Linked DNA regions of Homo sapiens: regions 2 and 3 are each linked to region 1. The links are chromatin contacts, found by Hi-C or POLR2A ChIA-PET in ENCODE. All regions are on one chromosome and are shown on one strand. Each heading gives the region's core, a stretch centred on a gene start or an enhancer-like site at or near the end of the contact. The rest is flanking DNA. Distances are from core to core; before and after follow the strand shown.

Evidence for each region. Hi-C counts contacts between places; a loop is a spot of excess contacts on that map. ChIA-PET counts read pairs that join two places held with the same protein, here RNA polymerase II (POLR2A). Pooled maps may share reads with other maps.
Region 2: a map of CD4-positive, alpha-beta memory T cell shows a loop between it and region 1 (20-fold over the local background). The contact joins the promoter of ABI1 here to the enhancer-like site in region 1. A Hi-C loop is called at or near these places in 2 of 168 maps with a recorded cell type or tissue (CD4-positive, alpha-beta memory T cell and naive thymus-derived CD4-positive, alpha-beta T cell) and 6 of 50 pooled maps.
Region 3: a map of naive thymus-derived CD4-positive, alpha-beta T cell shows a loop between it and region 1 (17-fold over the local background). The contact joins the promoter of MASTL here to the enhancer-like site in region 1. A Hi-C loop is called at or near these places in 1 of 168 maps with a recorded cell type or tissue (naive thymus-derived CD4-positive, alpha-beta T cell) and 6 of 50 pooled maps. POLR2A ChIA-PET finds 5 or more read pairs at or near these places in 1 of 52 experiments (activated CD8-positive, alpha-beta memory T cell).

What each region holds. Positions count from the first base shown.
Region 1 is chr10:28,366,866-28,369,702 of GRCh38, forward strand. No RefSeq gene overlaps it. Among named protein-coding and RNA genes, the nearest start is that of MPP7-DT, 65 kb to the left of the region's middle. Within about 2 kb of position 1,471, at least 9 of the 41 ENCODE cell types and tissues checked have a DNase peak (open chromatin) inside an H3K27ac peak, as active enhancers do.
Region 2 is chr10:26,859,609-26,862,445 of GRCh38, forward strand. ABI1 (abl interactor 1) reads right to left here and starts at 1,350. Exons shown (of 11, transcript NM_001012750.3): 1 at 1,139-1,350. The coding sequence starts at 1,255. RefSeq lists silencers at 723-872, 983-1,072 and an enhancer at 1,393-1,592.
Region 3 is chr10:27,153,955-27,156,791 of GRCh38, forward strand. MASTL (microtubule associated serine/threonine kinase like) reads left to right here and starts at 1,398. Exons shown (of 12, transcript NM_001172303.3): 1 at 1,398-1,658. The coding sequence starts at 1,473. It overlaps YME1L1 (YME1 like 1 ATPase), which reads right to left and starts at 430. Exons shown (of 19, transcript NM_014263.4): 1 at 224-430. The coding sequence starts at 256. RefSeq lists enhancers at 1,160-1,219, 1,840-2,089 and silencers at 1,280-1,489, 1,287-1,485.

The DNA of each region.
Region 1 (2,837 bases), core at 221-2,720:
CAGCCTGGGTGACAGAGCAAGACCCTGTGTCATAAAAAATAAAAATAAAAATAGATAGAAAGTCTTATAATTTTCTTTTTCTTCTCACCCACCCATGACATTAATCTAGAATTAGGTGGAGCAGGCAAAAGAGGAGAGATTGGGCCCCTGGGAATTTGTACCGAGTCGCAAATGGCTCATGAGTTACTGAGAACCCTCACTGGAGAACACGTGCCTTGTGGAAACCCTCTTGTGATATAAGCAGCAGGGGCACCCCTGCCAGTTTCAAAATCGTGTGACAAATGGACACAGACCTGTGCCCCCCACTGTCAGAGCCTATCTGCTCTCTACAGGGGCTTCCTTTTGAAGAGTCAAGCTTCTTGCCAAGCTATCTTTCAGCCAAAAACCATTTTCCTCTAGTTTACAGGAAAAAGAGGAAGAAAAAGCCCACCCATCCTTTTCTGGGTTGATTATTTTCCATTTGAAATTAACGAGCTTCCCACGATGAAGCCAAGTTGTTTTGTTCGGATAATGAAATTGCATTTTTGCTTCACACGCAGCAATTCAAACTAACGTGGGCTCCAGCCATTTAGGGAACAGGTCCTTAGTATGGCCAGAAAGAAGGAATGCTACTGTTTTACAGAGATAAAAGTTACATTCAAATTCCTCTCTGAATTTCCCTGCGTATCATGGACAGACAAACTTACAGAGAGACTTTGTTTGTTTTTTGTTTTTTGAGACAGTTCTTTCTCTGTCGCCAAGGCTGGAGTGCAGTGATGCAATCGTGGCTCTCTGCAGCCTTCAATTCCCAGGCTCAAGTCATCTTCTCAGGTTCCCGAATAGCTGGGACTACAGGTGCAGCACCATGCCCGGCTAATTTTTTTACTTTTGTAGAGACAGGGTCTCACTATGTTGCCGAGACTGGTCTCAAACTCGTGGCCTCAACTGATCCTCCCGCCTCAGCCTCCCAAAGTACTGGCATGAGCCACTTTGCTTGGCACAGAAATACTTTAAATATTTACCCAGGATATTTCAAATATGAATCTGTACTTGACGTGTCTACAAGTGGCTGGCTAGTGTTTCCAAAGACGCACTGAAAACGTTGAAAAAATAAAATGGCGACTCCGGATAAGGTATCTGTCACCATGCTATGTTGCACAGAATGCTCACAGGAAAAGCCACACTGCTCTGTGACATTATGATCAAGGAACACGTGCTGAGTGGAGGCTCAGACCATATGGGCCTGTGCATATGGTAATCATTAAAGACTCACAGCTTACAAGAGTAACTGACAGAAAAAATATATATAGTGAGAGTCTCAGTGGTATAAATTCCTCTCTAGACCTCCCACCATATGGGGATATTTAAGTCAAAAGAATTAAGCATCAGAGCTAGAAGCTATTCCTGCACACAAGTAGAAACTACTTTCAGTGAGCAGAATCAGGAAATACGATGACTTGTCTACTCAGGCACATACTTAAAGAAAGTACCCAAACCGAAGGAACTAGAAAGACTTTCGCTTCTTTTGAAAAGAAGGGAAGTGGTGAGTGAGCTTCGGCATTCAGCCCCACCCAAAGAGCTCCCCAGACCTGGGCCACAGTGTCAGGAAATTGCAGCAGAGAGTTCAGAGAGACAGGACTAGGTCCAGCAAAGGAAAAATGATTAAGGGGTCAAAGACAGGGATAAAAGTGGCTTTTTTTCCCCAAATATTGAGTTGGAGTCTTTATTTTTATTTTGTATTTTTATTTATTTTTATTTTTTGAGACGGAGTCTCGCTCGTTAGCCCAGGCTGGAGTGCAGTGGCACAATCTCAGCTCACTGCAACCTCTGCCTCCTGGATTCAAGCAATTCTCCTGCCTCAGCCTCCTGAGTAGCTGGGATTACAGGTACGCACCACCACACCCAGCTAATTTTTGTATTTTTGGTAGAGACGAGGTTTCACCATGTTAGCCAGACTGGTCTTGAACTCCTGACCTCATGTGATCCACCTGCCTTGGCCTCCCAAAGTGCTGGGATTACAGGCATGAGTCATCCTGTCTGGCCAACTTGGAGTCTTGAATGAAAAATAAGAGATACATTTTCAAATTCATGCAAAGTGCAAGCATTTATCTTTGGTAAGCATGGGTTTGCAATCTGAAGAATCTGTAGATTTTTCAGGTGAAGATGAGCAGAGTAGGAAGCAAATATTGTACTTTGACCGATTTTTTTTTTTTTTTTTTTTTGAGACGGAGTCTCACTCTGTCACCAGGCTGGAGTGCAGTGGCACAATCTCAGCTCACTGCAACCTCCACCTCCTGGGTTCAAGCCATTCTCCTGCCTCAGCCTCCTGAGTAACTGGGACTACAGGTGTGCACCACCGCACCCAGCTGATTTTTTTGTATTTTTAGTAGAGACGGTTTCACCATGTTGGCCAGGATGGTCTCGATCTCCTGACCTTGTGATCCACCTGCCTTGGCCTCCCAAAGTGCTGGGATTACAGGCGTGAGCCACCGCGCCCTGCTGGCCAATTTGATTTTAAGCAAAAGGTTTCATTTTGTTACATACCTCACCGTGCTCTGGCCACATCCTAGAAGATGGTGACACCATAAGAAGGGGCCAGAACACATCCTGAAGCAATATACTAGTCACTGTCACCTTCACCCCCATGCCTCAGAAAGTAAATTTACACCCCACCAGGGAGCAAAATTACACTCACATACACAAAACATGAAACGCCGAAGCATCCTATTGTGGAAGTCAGTTTTAACATAAGAAGAAAAGTCTATGCCTTCAAGAAATATTTATTAGGGCTGGGCCCAGTCCCTCATGCCTGTAATCCCAACACTTTGGGAGGCCAAAGTGGGAGGATCACGTAAGGC
Region 2 (2,837 bases), core at 100-2,599, 1.5 Mb before region 1:
ACACAATTCACTTCCAATCATCCAAAGAGAAACGAACAAACAAGCATCTGTCACAAAGTCCCAAGAGTTTTCTAATTTACAATAACAGATATTTTTACGTTGTAGTTCAGAGGCTACCTCTGTTCGTTTCTGTATTTGGATTCACATACTATACATTTACTTAGCTTGTTAAGAGAGAAACCTCAGAAAATAAGCAACCGGCGATGACACCAGTCTATTTTAAGTTACTTATGAAGCCTACAGCTCAAGAACTTTTGGGAGAAGGGAGGGTAAGCCGTTTTTCCAAGGAGTTAAGAACAATTCGTGTTTGATAATTAATGATAGCAGCCCTAACAACCTCTTAGAATACATTATGGTGGGGCGGAAGTGAAAACGATGAGAGGGGGAAAAAAATAAAAAAAACCCGACTTGAAAATGGACAAGCAGACAGATTTACAAACCTTCAATTAAAGGAATTTTAAGATGAACTTCTCTCAAACGCCCTCCCTCACTCCCCACACCCGCTTCCTCCTCTCCTCCGGGAGGTCGGTGTAATGTGACTCATGACAAATTTTTTTTAAATAAATAAATAAATAAAAGACACACCCTCTGGGGGCTGAAACTGACATAATCGCCCCCACCCCACCCTCCGCCGACACACAACACACACCCCGCTGGTCCTCTCCCTTCTGCGGCTTCAGCCTCGTCCCTGCCCTCTCCTCTCCCCTCTCCCGTCCTGGACCTCCTCTCCCGGCGCAGAGAGGCGGCGCGGCGGCAGCTCGGGGGTATTCCGGGACTCCAGCCCTGCGGACTGGAGGCTACCTGGGGGGCGCGCGACCCCGGTGGCCGGGCCCTGGGGGAAGCGGACGCGAGGGGGGCGCCGGGCTGCGGCAGCGGCGGGCTCCCGGCTCCCTCGCCCATTTTCTCTCTCCCCTTCTATCGGTTTCCACCACCACAGCCACTTCCTGTATCGCAGCCCGACTCCCTCAGCCCGGCCACTCGCTCTGTCCCCGGTTGGGGCTGGGGTTGGGGCTGCGGTAGGGGCTCGGGTTGGTGGCAGCCGCTGAGGTCAGGGCAGTTCCCCACCCCGCCCAGTGGGCTGGTCACTCCGGCGGGTCCTCGACCCGGCCAGCGCCCGCCGGCCGCCAGAGCGCCTCACCTGTATGTAGTTGTTTTCACAGTAGTCTGCCACCCGAGTCAGGTTCTGGTAACTCTCGATCAGCGCCCTCTTGCCAGACGGGATCTCCTCCTCTAGTAACATCTGCAGCTCTGCCATTTTCCACCCCTCTGCATCGCTTCCTCTCGCGTTAAAGAGACAGAGGCAGCAAGGTCCGCCGAGGCTCCGAGCACCTCACAGCCCGGATACAAACCGCCTACCCGCCCTCCCGCCTGGTATTGTGGGACGGCACCTCCTCCCCTTCCTCCTCACTCTCTCCAGCCCCCCTCCACCCCCTTCGTGCAGCCGCCTGAACCTCGTTCTCTCGCGAGCGTTTATTTCTCCCACCCCCACGGACCGCGGGATTTTTTTTTTCTTTCGCACTGTCTTCTGGGAATTGTAGTCTCTCCTAGGCTAGGCGGCCCGTCCAAAGCGCATGCGCCCAGACACCTCCGAAAACCAACGCGGCAGAGCGCAGAAAGCGGAGACCGAGGGTGGAGGGAGGGGGCGGTGTTGGGGGGAAGTCCGGAGTTTCCTCACAGCTCCGGAAGGTGGCGCCACAGGGTGATACTGGGGGAATGAAATCGGTTCCCCAAGTTTCATGTGAAACTTGGCAGAACTTGGTTAATTAGGAAATGTCAGTGAATCAAGGACACCCATTCAGAGAAGGATTAAAAAGGGGACAGAGTACGGAAAACTAGATTTTTACTTCCTCTGCCTTCTTAGAAATAAAGCGAGTCAGGCTTTACTTTCTGAAGTTCCGCCCCCATCAATTCATTTAAAATTTAGCAAACATTTCTTGATTGCCAGCTGTTTACCAAGCAGCGTACTAGACACTGGGGGTACAAGTTGAGTACGAATACTCCGTACCCTTAAAGACTCAATTATAAAATAAACATACATAGCTTGTAGTGCTTTCCTGTCCTAATTTCTCTTTTCTCTGACTCTCCTTATCATGTAATCTTCCTACACTTTTAAGGTCATGTGCACGTTTTTTTAGGGGTGGGAGTTGTTTGCTTGTTTGAGACAGGATCTCACTGTTACCCAGCCTGGAGTACAGGGGCACAATCATGGGTCTCTGCAGCCTAGACCTCCTAAAGTCAAGCGATCCTCCTGCCTCAGCCTCCAGAGTAACTGGGACTACAAGCGTCGGTCACTACACCTGGCTGAGCTTTTTAATTTTTTATAGCGACAGGGATCAAATTATGTTGCCCTCGCTCGTCTCGAACCCCTGGCCTCAAGCAATCCTTCTGCCTCAACCTCCCAAACTGCTAGGATTACAATCATGAGCCACCCACCCTGATCCTTCGTTTTTTGCTCCTGGATTTTTGTTTTGTTTTGTTTTTATCACCTGCTTTGGAATAGTCTCAAAAGGCCCTATATTTCAAGCTCTTCACTTCAACAGGAACATTAAATGCTTCGGATATAATCAGCTATGAAAAGTGTTGTCCAAAGACTTTGGACATATGTTCATGTATCTCCATAAAGTCATTTAGAATCAAAATAACTAGGAGTAAAAACATCACTCAACCAAATTAAAAATTGCCAGCACCAGGTATTTATTGAATATTGCCTTTACTGGGGCCTTATTCAGGGCCCCAGGGAACCAGTTTCCCTCTTCGACCTCTGAAAGGAAAAACTCAGTTTCCTACTAAAAACGTTAACTTCCCCTTGCCACCAGATTCTCCATCAAGGAATCTAT
Region 3 (2,837 bases), core at 148-2,647, 1.2 Mb before region 1:
AGCTCACATCCCGCCTCTGCCCTCAACAGCTTCATCGTCAGCACTGAAGTCTCCGGCCCACTCTCAGCGTCGTCCCCTGATCCACTCCTCAATCCTGGGATTCGCATTGAGTACATCACTTCATTTCTAGAGTCCCTTCTGAGAAATCGCTTCCACGAGCGCAATTTGCAAACAGCCACGGGCAGGGCGGGAGGAAAAAAAATGGGCTGAATGCCTGGCTTACCTGGGGTTGCACCGTGCTCGACAAGGAAAACATCTCCGGCGGGCCCTCAGCGACCTCACCCGCCTGCCGAAACTGTGCCCCTCTGTCCACGGCCCGGCGGGGAGGCGCTGAGCCCTTCTTTTTTCCTTTTTCTCCGACCCGTTGCCCCTCACTCCTCCCAGAAACGGAAAATGGCCTCCCCTTCCTACAGCTACTGCAACGACAGACAATCCGCCCCGGAAGGCGAGGCGCTAACTCAACAGTACTTCCGGGGCAAGTGAGCGCCCACAAGGCCAAGTGCCTGCGCGTTCTTTCCCGCGGAAGTAGTTGACATTTACAAGGAGCAGCGCCCCCAAAGGTCTTTAGCTGTTTTTTAAGGGGAGAACAGCCTTTACCCTCTTTGGACTTTTTCTTCGTTTTTTTTTTTTTTGGAGACGGAGTTTCGTTCTTTCGCCCAGGCTGGCGTACAGTGGCGCGATCTCGGCTCACTGCAACCTCTGCTCCCCGGGTTCAAGCGATTCTCCTGCCTCAGCCTCCCGAGTAGCTGGGATTACAGGTGCCCGCCACCACGCCCGGCTGATTTCCTCTTAAGACTTTCTACAGCTTCCTTATGAAATCTTCTGACTGGGCCTTGAGCAATAAGGTCTTTTGCTACAATTTAGTGCTCTTTTCCTCACACTAAATCGAAAACTCTCCCTGTTGGTCCTGATCTGTTTCAGTCAGGCAAATTACATCCTGGGAAAACGTCAGATGACAGGGGAGGCCACTCGCTTCCTGCTCATCCAGTTTCGACACTTTCTGTGCTTTCATTAGCTTCCAGACCTCAGCCCTGGCCCTCGCTTTACTGTACAGTCAGAACTGGTTTCTACGCCTCGCGAGGGTGGGAGGTCGTGTATGGGAGGAGGACCGCTTCCCACCAGCCTCGTTGGGAAGCCAGGAGAAATCTCTTCAAATCCTGCGATTCAGAGTCAAGTCCCAGTCGTCCTTTTTCTGGTCGGCCCAGAACTGTTTGTGCCTCCTCCCTCATGAGGAATGATGTCAGTGGGGCCGCGGTCGCCGCCCACGAAGAGTGTAAGGCTGCGAAGTCGGGGCTTTCCCGACGCCCCCTCCGTCCGCGTCTGCGTAGGGGAGGTGACGAGGGCGGGGCGCGGCGGCGGGGTGACGTCACGGCCGCGCGCGGCGTGGGCGGAGCCTCACTTTGAACCCAGTTGGCGGGAGTGGCTGCTCGCGGAGGGGCAGTGTCTGCGGGGCCGCTGTATGCTGTCCAGCGATGGATCCCACCGCGGGAAGCAAGAAGGAGCCTGGAGGAGGCGCGGCGACTGAGGAGGGCGTGAATAGGATCGCAGTGCCAAAACCGCCCTCCATTGAGGAATTCAGCATAGTGAAGCCCATTAGCCGGGGCGCCTTCGGGAAAGTGTATCTGGGGCAGAAAGGCGGCAAATTGTATGCAGTAAAGGTAGGAAGTCAACGAGTAGCAAGGAAGGGGTTAGGCCCTTCGGCCCTCCTTCCTGCCCCACCGGCTTGGGCAGGCCCCGGGGTTGCTGGAGCGAGGAGTCTGGGTGGCCTGGCTTGCTGAAGCCTCCAGAGCCCTGCGAGCTGACTTCTTTTTGGGGCGACATCAGCGGTCGGGTCGGGTGTCTCGCCTCTGTTCCGCCCTTCCCTCCATATCTCAGATGCCCAGTGAGAACAGCAAAGTTTGACTCTCTTCTCCCTGCCCAGCGTTAGCAAATGAGGAAACTGAGGCCAAAGGCAAAGGGACTTGACCGAGGTGATTACATCGGTCTTAGTACAACAGGCACTTAAAGCCAAAGCCGTGATTCGTAGTCTCACCCTGGCTTGAGTTAGGTTTCTTTTTTATTTTTTTTTGAGGCGGAGTCTTGCTCTGTTTCCCAGGCTGGAGTGCAGTGGCGCAATCTCGACTCACTGCAAGCTCCGCCCCCCGGGTTCACGCCATTCCCCTGCCTCGGCCTCCCGACGAGCTGGGACTACAAGCGCCCGTCACCACGCCCGGCTGATTTTTTGTATTTTTAGTAGAGACGGGGTTTCTTTAGTAGAGACGGGGTTTCACCGTGTTAGCCAGGATGGTCTCGATTCCCTGACCTCGTATTCCGCCCGCCTCGGCCTCCCAAAGTGCTGGGATTACTGGCGTGAGCCACCGCGCCCGGCGAGTTAGGTTTCTAAATCCAAAAGGTTTTTAGTAATTAGTGGTTTTGTTTACCTTGTTTGCTTTGACGTGCAGAATCGTCGAAATTTTTCTACCACAGAAGAGTGATTAATCTGTAGGCACTGATAACTTTTTAAGTTTTATTCTTAACCAGAAGAAAGATTACTATTTTCTGAGAAGTCTTTAATAATTTTTTTTTAAGACAGTCTTTCTCTGTCGCCCAGGCTGGAGTGCTGTGGTGCAGTCTCGGCTCCCTGCAGCCTCTGCCTCCTGGGTTCAAGCGATTCTCCTGTCTCAGCCTCCCGAGTAGCTGGGATTACAGGCGCGCGCCACCATGCCTGGCTGATTTGTGTAGTTTTTTTTTTAGCCGAGATTGAATTTAGCCAGGTTGTTTTGGTTATGTTGGCCAGGCTGGTCTGGAGCTCCTGACCTCAGGTGACCCGCCCACATCGGCCTCCCAGAGTGCTGGGA